Linked DNA regions of Homo sapiens: region 2 is linked to region 1. A link is an interaction called in ENCODE POLR2A ChIA-PET data of the cell type or tissue named here. Cell type or tissue: OCI-LY7. All regions are shown on one strand.

Region 1 (5,000 bases):
GGTTTATATATGTAATACTTAATATTTTGGGCTGGGCATGGTGGTGCACACCTGTAATCCCAGCACTTTGGGAGGCTGAGGCAGGCGGATCACCTGAGGTCAGGAGTTTGAGTGCACCCTGGCCAACGTGGCGATACCCTGTCTCTACTAAAAATACAAAAATTAGCCGGGTGTGGTGGCAGGTGCCTGCAATTCCAGCTACTTGGGACGCTGAGGCAGGAATTACCTGAACCCAGGAGGTGGAGGTTGCAGTGAGCCGAGATTGCACCACTGCACTCCAGCCTGGGCCACAGAGCGAGACTCTGTCTCAAAACAACAACAACAACAAACAAAAAAAACAAAATTAACACTTTTGGACATTTATTTTGTGTGTTCAGCATTTCTTGTGTGGTGGAATTACAGACATGATCTCTGACCTCAAAAAGTGCCCTATCTTTTGGTTTCTCCTTTCTCAAAATTATAGTTGTATTTTGTGGGTTTATTTGTTAGTTTGCTTTTGATGCTAGCCTCTGTTTTCATTTGCACCTTCATGCTCTTGCATGAATTATTTCACTACTTCTATTCTTATCCTTCCTCAAATCAGTTATTTCCATAGCATGTATCTCCTCTTTAACATACGTTATTTTGCAGTGATGATATCTGTCCCTCCCACTACACTCTAGCTCCTTGAGGGCAGAGAGTGACTGCCTTTATTGTTATTTTAAAATTTCAGAATCCATAGTCTATAGCCAACTGTTTTTACCTTAGGTCCCCTTAAATCTGTTTAGAGTGACTGAGAGGTGTATGGGAACATTTACCCTCTAACATCCCAAATTGAGAGTTATTTCTTCCTAACCCTAAAGAAGAAAAATGATGAACCCTTAGGCATCACGTGAATCCAAACTGTTCTATTCTCGTTATTAGTAATTTAGAGTATTATTCTTAGATCACGAACACTACAGAGCAGAGCCTGGAGTGGCCCACAGTGGTGAGGTTGCATTGATTGGTCTTGAATACTGCTTCGAAGGAAGGCTGGCCAGATGACTGCAATGTTTACTGCTTGTAGAGTTTTTACAGCTTTAATGATATTTTGCCATTTGTGTAAAGAGGTGACTCATTCTAGCCCCTGAGTGCTTTGAAGTAGAATTTTTGAGCCTCCTTCTTAGCATAATTGTATTAATAAGAAATGTAATATTCTAAAATCTTACTTGATTGAACCTTCAGATTCCCTTTCTCTTATAGGTAAGAACTCAGGGCCCTATCCTCACAGCAAGTGGCAAAAACCCTGTAATGGAGCTCAATGAAAAAAGAAGAGGTCTCAAGTATGAACTCATCTCAGAGACTGGTGGAAGCCATGACAAGCGCTTTGTAATGGAGGTGTGTACCCAGACACAAGCCAGCCTTATCTTTCTTCTCAAAGACATAGGATATCCTGAACTTAATGTAAAGTTTTAGACTGAGTCAGTTCTTGTGGCACTATTTGATTTTTGGTGTTTTCTGTGTCATAATCTATTTAAATTAAAAGGACATAGAGGAATTGCATGGGATAATTGCAAGGTGTTATTCTTGATTGTAGGTAGAAGTAGATGGACAGAAATTCAGAGGCGCAGGTCCAAATAAGAAAGTGGCAAAGGCGAGTGCAGCTTTAGCTGCCTTGGAGAAACTGTTTTCTGGACCCAATGCGGCAAATAATAAGAAAAAGAAGATTATCCCTCAGGTATGAGTAAACATTAAACCTTTGCAGAACCTGTGAAAAATGTTAGAGGAATTAAATTTTCTTTCCTGTCCATGTGGCACTTTAGCTTTTTCTGAAGTTGTTTCCTTTTCTTGGACTTGGTGACCTTTGCTTTGGGTTAGGTCACGAATAATATAAATTTGATTAGTGGTTTCATGTTCTATGGACTTTCTAAACAAAATATATATGTACATGTATATTTATATTTATATGTATATATGAGGCTATTAGCATTATTTGGAGGGTTGAGGTCATTCTTGATGAAGTCAGGTTTTGAGGTGATTTGGACCTTAGTGAGGTCTAAGCAGTTTAGTTTGGGGAAGCTGCCAGGAGCACCTGGGGCTTTGCTTTCATCAGCCTGCGGGTGCTCTTCCAGTTCCTTTGCAGTTTCGTGCTTTTGCATTGTTTATTTTGGGTTTCCTTTGCCGACCGCATAAAATTTGGCGCTGTATTGTGTCTGTTCATTACTGACACTGGGAATGTCAGTGCTACTGAATGTCCAGGATCTTAGCAAGGTATTTAGAAAAGATGGCCCTCTAATTACATGCTTGTGGATATGAGATTCTTCCATCCATTCATTTATGCATTCAAAAAACATTTTCTAGTCATACATCATATGCCTGATAGTGAGGGAAAGAGTAAGTAAATATAAGACACATTGTGCCTCATAGAGAGTACTGGTATAATAACATAACATCTGAATATATTATATGATAGAAATTAAAAATGCTTAACGTAATAAAAAGAAGCTTAGATTGTTTAATTCTACATTAAACATTATATTTAGATTCCATTATGTATGCTATGTCCATTGTAGGAGGGTAGAATTGATCTTATTTTACAGGTAAGGAAACAAGGCCCAAAGAAATGGAAATACTTGCCTGTGGTAACACAGCTAATTGATGGTGGGGGTTCCTTCTAGAACCAGGTAGTTCTCCCAAAGGCCATGGACATTTTACTATTGCATATTGTATCCATCTCAAAATTTGTTTTGTATTCATTTAAATTTCTTGTATTTGCTATAATAAACACTGCTTAAATTCTAGGATCCAAAAGGTAGAGAAAACTTATTTTAATGAGATGAAAAAATTTTTAAAGCCTTTAAATTACGCATGTCGAAAACAAGTAGATTTTATTTTCTAAAATCTTCTGGTAAACATAGAACAAAGTATGTTCTAAATTAGTTGAAAGATGATTCTTGTTTTATGAGCTTGTTTTATGGTGTTTTTTCCCATATTACATCTTATGTTTGGTCAGTTAATTTTAGTTTAAAAAGCCCATGTGCAAATATTTATTAGGTAGTTAAGTTTGTTCTACTAGACATGAGCTAGATTTGTGTGGAATCATTCTGCTACTGCCAGATTGTTGCTTGCTGACTACTTTTGACTAAGTCATGTTAAAAAAAGAAAGATGTCTACATGAAGTTCACTCATTTTTAGAAATTTTCCATACTATAAGCTATAAAACTCATGTGTTCAATGTGCTTGACGGCCAAGAAGCAATCTATTTTGGATATGTGGGTTGGTTTATTTCAGAGAAAAACAAAAACGGCAGTCCCTGTGCATGACACAGTTAACCTTGAAACTGTCTCCTGCCCATTCATACTAGAGGTAGAGGTTCCTGCCCATTCATACTAGAGGTAGAGGTTATCCTGGAAAGAATAAAGGATGTTGCATTTTCAAAGTGAGATAAACCAATGTGTATGTATTCTGACTCTTTCAGCTTCTTAGACACTGTTGACTTTATCATAGAGTACGCTTTGAGGCTTTGCACCACTTTCTTGCACCTTGGTTATAGTGGGGAATCTTAATTGTTTCTAGCTTGAGTTTTTGTTGCATTTCTATAAGTATAATATTCAATTTGAAACTAGACACCTTTTGATTTTCTTAAAATTTAGTTTGGAAAAGAGGTTTTTCAACAGTCCTGTTTACTGTTACTCCCGGTGTTATCTGTTGTATTTTTAGAATGTTTTTATATCTGTTCTCTCGTTGTTCTTTCTACTCTAAGGAAAACAAAGTATCATTATTCTCATTTTATAATTCTCGGTTACTGTTTCAACTCTAAGGAAAACAAAGTGGGTATCATTATCCACATTTTTAATTAGTGGGGAGATTTCCATAGATTATGGCATTTTAGAGAAAGAAGGGGCTTTCAAAGTGGTATTTATTTATTTAATAATGGGGCCAGGTGCGGTGGCTCACACCTGTAATCCCAGCACTTTGAAAGGAAGCTGAGGTGGGCAGATCACTTGAGGTCAGGAGTCAAGACCAGCCTGGTCAACATGGTGAAACCCTGTCTCTACTAAAAATACGAAAATTAGCCAGGTGTGGTGGCGGGTGCCTGTAATTCCAGTTACTTGGGAGGCTGAGGCAGGAGAATCACTTGAACCTGGGAAGGTGGAGGTTGCAGTGAGTCGAGATCGCACCATTGCACTCCAGCCTGGGTGACAGAGCGAGACTCCGTCTCAAAAAAAAAAACCAAAAAAAGATAATTAGTAGTGGATACATACATACACAAACAGCAGAGGAATCGGGCTCCAAGAAATCATATTACCTTCCTGAGGTCACAGTTACTTAGAGCAGGAACTGGCATCCTCATCTTTGGTCCTCCTGTCTTAGTCCTTTATGTTTTCCCCCCACTAGCCCCACTCAGATTCGCAGTTAATTCTATGTAATTAGTTGCTCAGATATTTTCTGCCTGTTGGCAGATAATTTACTGGATTTGGAACCTAGGTACCAAGTGTGTATGATTACTTTAGTAAGGCCTAAAATGACTTTGGATATAAATTGATTACTGAAATTTGGTGTAGAAAATGAACTCTTTCTGGATAACCCTCAAGCAAAAAGAAGTTATTTGCATATTCTCTTAACATCTCTGTAAGGTAGGTATCATTTTTGTTTTTCAGATGATAAATTGAAGGTTCAAGATCACAGACAGCTCATGGTCTCACCCACGTGCTCACAGTTTCTCATAGTTGTTGTGCGTTGAAGAGATGATAGAAGAAATAAAATGGTTCTTATTTCTTTCAGTAATGAAAATGTGTTATTTTAACAGGCAAAGGGCGTTGTGAATACAGCTGTGTCTGCAGCAGTCCAAGCTGTTCGGGGCAGAGGAAGAGGAACTCTAACAAGGGGAGCTTTTGTTGGGGCGACAGCTGCTCCTGGCTACATAGCTCCAGGTATAGTACAAACTGCAAGAGATTGGCCCCCTTTACTGGGCCGAAATTCAAAGAATAGCATCTCCTGCATTTTCTAAGGTTGTACAGGGTTTGTGGAAATATAACACA
Region 2 (5,000 bases), 220 kb before region 1:
AAAGTGAAGGCTTGCTGAGCCTGCCCAGCCCTGTCCACTTCACACAGCAAGTTAGTGTTCGCTGGGACAGGCTTCAAGGTCTATCTGGATTATTTCAGCTCCACCTGGGGAGGGGTCTCCCTCCTGCAGGCCCCATCCATCCAAGGAGGCCCCAGAGGGTGAGGCTCCTCCCACTGCCCCCTCCACCTCTTCTGCCAGGGGTCTGGTAACTCCATCCCTGGGTGAAACTGGAGATGGGCCCGACCTCAACCTCTGGAGGATGGGTGGACAACTTCAAAAGCAGGGATCGTGTGCTCCGCTGGTCTCATTCCTACCCCTTCTCCACATCACTACCCACCCCCTGCCAGCCACTGGCCTAGGAACTTCTAGAGGGTCCCTGGCCCTAATTTCATCCCCCATCAGCAAACACCTGAGTGGCCGGCCTGGCCAAGGTCGCATGGTACAGAGCAGGTATTGAGATGGCTCACGGACACCTGCCCCTGGCCACCATGATGCTTCCAGCACCGGGGCTCTAACAGAGGGTCACCAACCGGCTTGGAAGCCACGCCCAGAGATCCTCATCCCCCTTCCTCTCCTCCTGCCTTCCTGAGAGCCTTGTCACCACAATGCCCAGGTGAGAACTTGAGCTTTGAAGTGAAACAGACCTGGGTTCAATTTCAGCTCAGAAAGTTCCTAGCTATGAGACCCTGGGTAAGTCATTTCTCCTACAGAGCCTCCGTTTCCCAGTCTGAAAATTAGATCATAAAAGAATCCCCTCATCAAATGCTGAACTATTCAGCTCCCCAGCACCGCAGTCAAGGGCTGCTTTTGGTAACAACTCGGTAAGGGATGGGGGAGGAGAGCCTCCAGAAGACACAGCCTCCATTCCTCCCCCCACCCCCATCCGGAGCTCCCAAAGGTGCCCCTCCCCCACCCAGGTTGTCATCTAGACACTCACCAGACCCCAGAACAGCTCAGACCCTGCACCCTTCCCTCCCCCACTCTGGTGAAGCCCCCCAGATAAGGCTGGCAGCCTCTCAGGCGTCATCCGCATTCCAGGCAGGGCTGTCCTGTGGCCTGACCCGCATCCTTCCAGCTCCCCCAGGAAAGGGCACAGGTTTGGGGCATCGGGCAGTCCTGGTTTGTATCTGGGGTGCAAAAAGTGCCCATCTCATGGAGGTGTTGAAAGGATTCACCAAGGTGATGCAGGGCACAGCCCTGGGACTGGGTGTGGCCAGCACTGCTCAGGAGGGTGCAGCACTCATAACCCATGGTAAAGGGCCCCGGCTGCCAGCGCCTGTGCCAACAGGTCCCTCACTTAATTCCCACAGAGCACTGTCCCTCACCTGTGCAGTGCAAGGAACCCCCCCCCCTCCCCGCCCATCCAATCTGAAGCTTTGCCCCCTATCTCAGAGCAGCTGGGACCACGCTGGGGAGGCAGCACCGGGGAAAGGATCCTGGGGGGCGGGGGAGGTGCCTTGTCACAAGGGATCTTCCCAGGACCATGGGAGCAGATGGGCTCTAAATGACAGAGCCCGGGAGACAGAGTCCAACCCCATGGGAGGAAGGAATTTCTCCAGTCAGAGCCAGGCAGGAAGGGAAGGAGCTGCCCGTCCTGGGAGGCATGCAATAGTGCCACAGTCCTGCCTGGGAGGGACAGCCATCTTTCATGTGTCATCTCAGTTGATCTTGGCATTTACCTCCGAGGTGGATAGGATTATGATGCCTGTTTTACAGCTCAGGAAAGGGAGACTCGAAGCAGCCTCACAGTCCACAGCCCAAGGGAGGCTGGAATCCAAACCCAGGGCCTCACTCCAAGCTTCCCGGAATCACGGGCCCACATTAAGAATACAGATTCCTGGAACCCACTCCAGACCCCAAATTTAGAACCACTGGGCCCTGAGCCTGAGAATCTGCATCGCAACCTGCTCCTGGGGGATTCCTTTCACTTTTAGGTGTGGGAACCGCTGACCTCAGGTTGTCTCTGTCTTCCAGGAGTGAGCCTAGGAGGCCACGATAGCCCAGGCCAGACAGGAGAGGCAAGGAGGGGCGGGGTGTGGAGGGCAGCAGGGCGGAGGAGGGGCTGTCCCCCCTTCCCGGGCCAGGCTGGAGGGGCGGGGCCTGTTGCCAGGGCAACGAGGGGCCTGTGCTTATCTTTACAAATCCCTCCTGACCTCAGGCTGCCTGGGCCGACCTGGCAGGGAGGGATTAACCGACGCCCGCCCCTCCCCTTCGACCTGCTGCCCTGTCCTGGGGAGGGGCAGGAGGACCCAGCTGTTTACTGAGTGTGTACTATGTGCTTGGGCCTGTGCATCTATTATTACATTGTTATACTTGATTCAGACCAGAAAAGGTGGGTGCCATTAAGAAAATTTCTGTTTTTGTAACTCAGAGAGGTTGATAATTTTGCCCAGGTTGAGACGAAGAATCAGATCAGCTCCTGATTTCCCAGAGGTCCACATCTCCCAATGCATGTGAAATTTTCACTTTACAAACCCTAAATTGCCACTCACATATTGTTGCTTTAGTACATTACAGCTGCCTCACCCAGGAAAAAAAAAAAATCTCTAAAGGTTTTCACAGGAATACAGCTTCCAATATCAGCCTGGGCAGAGCAGGCAATCTTCCCCGTCTATCCAGAACCCAGCTGTCAGTAATCCCACTGTGTCTCAGGCCTCACTCATTAGTAACTCCTACTTTTCATGCACTTAGAATGGGCCTGTTTATAACAGCCAACAACTGATGAGAAGTGTTTTACTGAAGCCAGGTGCAGTGGCTCACACCTGTAATCCCAGCACTTTGGGAAGCTGAGGTGGGAGGATCACTTCAGGCCAGGAGCTCAAGACCAGCCTGTGCAAACATAGTGAGACGCTGGCTCTATGAAAACAAAACGAAATAAGCCAAGCATGGGGTGGGTCCCTGTAGTCCCAGCTGCTTGGGAGGCTGAGGTGGGAGGATGGCTTGAGCCCAGGGTGTCGAGGCTACAGTGGGCTATGATTTTGCCACTGCACTGCAGCCAGGGCAACAGGGTGAGACCCTTTCTTAAAAAAAAAAAAAAAAAAAAAAAAACAAAACAAAAACGAAAAACCACAAACAAAAAAAGAAGCATTTACTGGGGAAGCTTCCTGTCCCAACAAATCAAGAGACAGAATATTTCTAAGAAGCGACCTAAGATCTCATAAGGTGTGGGAACTTCTAGCATAGGGGAAGAAATTGTTCATCTAATATCCCTGGGCCCCAAGGCTCTACCCTACAAGGGTAGGGCTGAATAACCATGGAGGCTTGCAGACACTCACTCAGTCATCAGGAAAGGGTGAAATTCTCTTTTGGGCAGAATAATTTGGCATACTCTTTTTCAAAAATGTTTACCTTCTGAGGTTAAAAGACATAATTTTGATAACAGTAATTGCAACAATAGCTGTCAGGGACGGAGCACCTACCCTGTGCCTGGCACTGACCAACCCTTGAGAGTTTGGGCTCAGAGCACAGTTCCAGGGAGTTACCTCCTGAAGTGAGGGGGAGACAGAGCAGGTGGGGTTCCCCACCTGCCACCCAAACAGGCCACTTTTAACAATTTTACTATTAACTATTCATGGGCTTCCATCTAAAATTTCCCTTGAAATTGGGGGTTCCATGCCAAAACCTGGGGTGGGGAACCGCTCACTGCATTCTCTTCCAATCCTTATACCAGCGCTCGGAGTAAGCCAGTCTGTCCTCGTTTTGTAGAGACAGAGAAGAGACGTGACTTTGCCTAGGCAAGTAGCACAGTGTACTGTGAAATCCCAGCACTGGCTCTGGGGCTTCCTGGCTCTGGGACTGGCCATCTCTGGGCCTCGTTTACCTCCTCTGTAAACTAGGGGTATCAGAGCTGACTTCATAGGCTGTTGGGAGAATTAAATTAGACCTCGTTAATAATAGCACAGTGCCTGCCATGGAGTGGCTGATCTTACTCATTAACAATTCTTTACTTGAGGCAGACACCCACTGTCCAAAGGATCCTGACATTGGGTTGAATGTGTGTGGCTTTCTGCTCCATCTCTGCTTCTGTCCTGCAGGCCCCCACCCCCTTCTGGCTGGAGGAGGGGCCGGACTTGGGGCCTGGACTCACTGCCCCTTTGTCTGCTGGGCTCCCTGGGTGTTTGGGGAAGGGAGGGTGGATATGAGAGCCCAACGTGCCCCATTGTACTCCAAGATGCTTGGTCCTCTCCATGGCAACCAGCCGGGCCTTTGTGGCAAATTGGGCCCAGGATGGAGAGGCCCAGCTCAGGGCCTGGCAGGGGTGGGGAGAAAAGCCAGGGGCCCATGGCCTCCAGAAGCCCCCATCCCCTCCAGGATGGAAATTGGTTTTCAAGTGACAAAATCCCCAATCCCTCCCCTCCCGGCAGGCAGTCTAGGGTACCAGCATGCAGAAATGGTCATGCCTGCAGTGTACCCCACCAACTTTTAGGGATCCCCAGGGATGGCGCTCCCAGCACAGAAATGGCAGAGGAAAGGCTGCCCCTGGGCAACCCAGCAGGCCTGATGGGTTGAGTGTACACACCAGTGTCCAGACCCCCCACAGCCTCCATCCACTCTGTGCCTCCAGGTCCCCTGTGAGTGCACACTGAGTGTGAATGCACACATGTCCACATGTGCGTGTTGGGGTGTGCACATTGGTGTGCAGGCACATGCCATGTGTGTAGGTAGGTGCATGTGCTGGTAGATCCACATGTGTCTGTAGCACCTGTCCCTGTGGTGCTGTGTGCCCTTGGGCATGCCACACAGGTGTGCGGAGTGTGGGTGTGTGAGCATCACAGGGCAGGGGACAGAGCACCGATCCACAGACCGGGATCTCACGTGCTTTGTATGCAGAGAACAGAGAGGAGCAGCCACCCCGCCCCCCGCCACCATGCCCCACCCCTCTATGGAGCCCAAGTCGCCTGCCAGCAGAGCCCAGCTCATAAGTCCCCGTCCCTCTCTGAGCCTTGGTTTCCTTCACTGCAAAATGGGGTCCTCATCCTCCCTAGGGCCCCATAGAGAGG

The links. ChIA-PET counts read pairs that join two places held together with the same protein. Peaks named below come from ENCODE experiments on the same cell type or tissue, not always from the same donor. Only the 100,000 strongest peaks of a DNase experiment are listed, where the experiment ranks them.
Region 2: POLR2A ChIA-PET joins it to region 1 with 6 read pairs; 1 of 35 experiments calls an interaction of 5 or more read pairs at or near these places.

The regions. Positions count from the first base shown.
Region 1 is chr9:123,132,737-123,137,736 of GRCh38, reverse strand. It overlaps STRBP (spermatid perinuclear RNA binding protein), which reads left to right. Exons shown (of 19, transcript NM_018387.5): 15 at 1,222-1,356; 16 at 1,556-1,696; 17 at 4,769-4,892. Among named protein-coding and RNA genes, the nearest start is that of MIR600HG, 20 kb to the right of the region's middle. In OCI-LY7, no CTCF peak of the experiment used is centred here; DNase peaks (open chromatin) are centred at 2,066 and 4,826; H3K4me3 peaks cover 628 bases; H3K27ac peaks cover 4,446 bases.
Region 2 is chr9:123,357,490-123,362,489 of GRCh38, reverse strand. All of the region lies in intron 1 of CRB2 (crumbs cell polarity complex component 2), which reads right to left. Among named protein-coding and RNA genes, the nearest start is that of CRB2, 3.8 kb to the right of the region's middle. RefSeq lists an enhancer at 3,945-4,612. In OCI-LY7, no CTCF peak of the experiment used is centred here; a DNase peak (open chromatin) is centred at 2,109.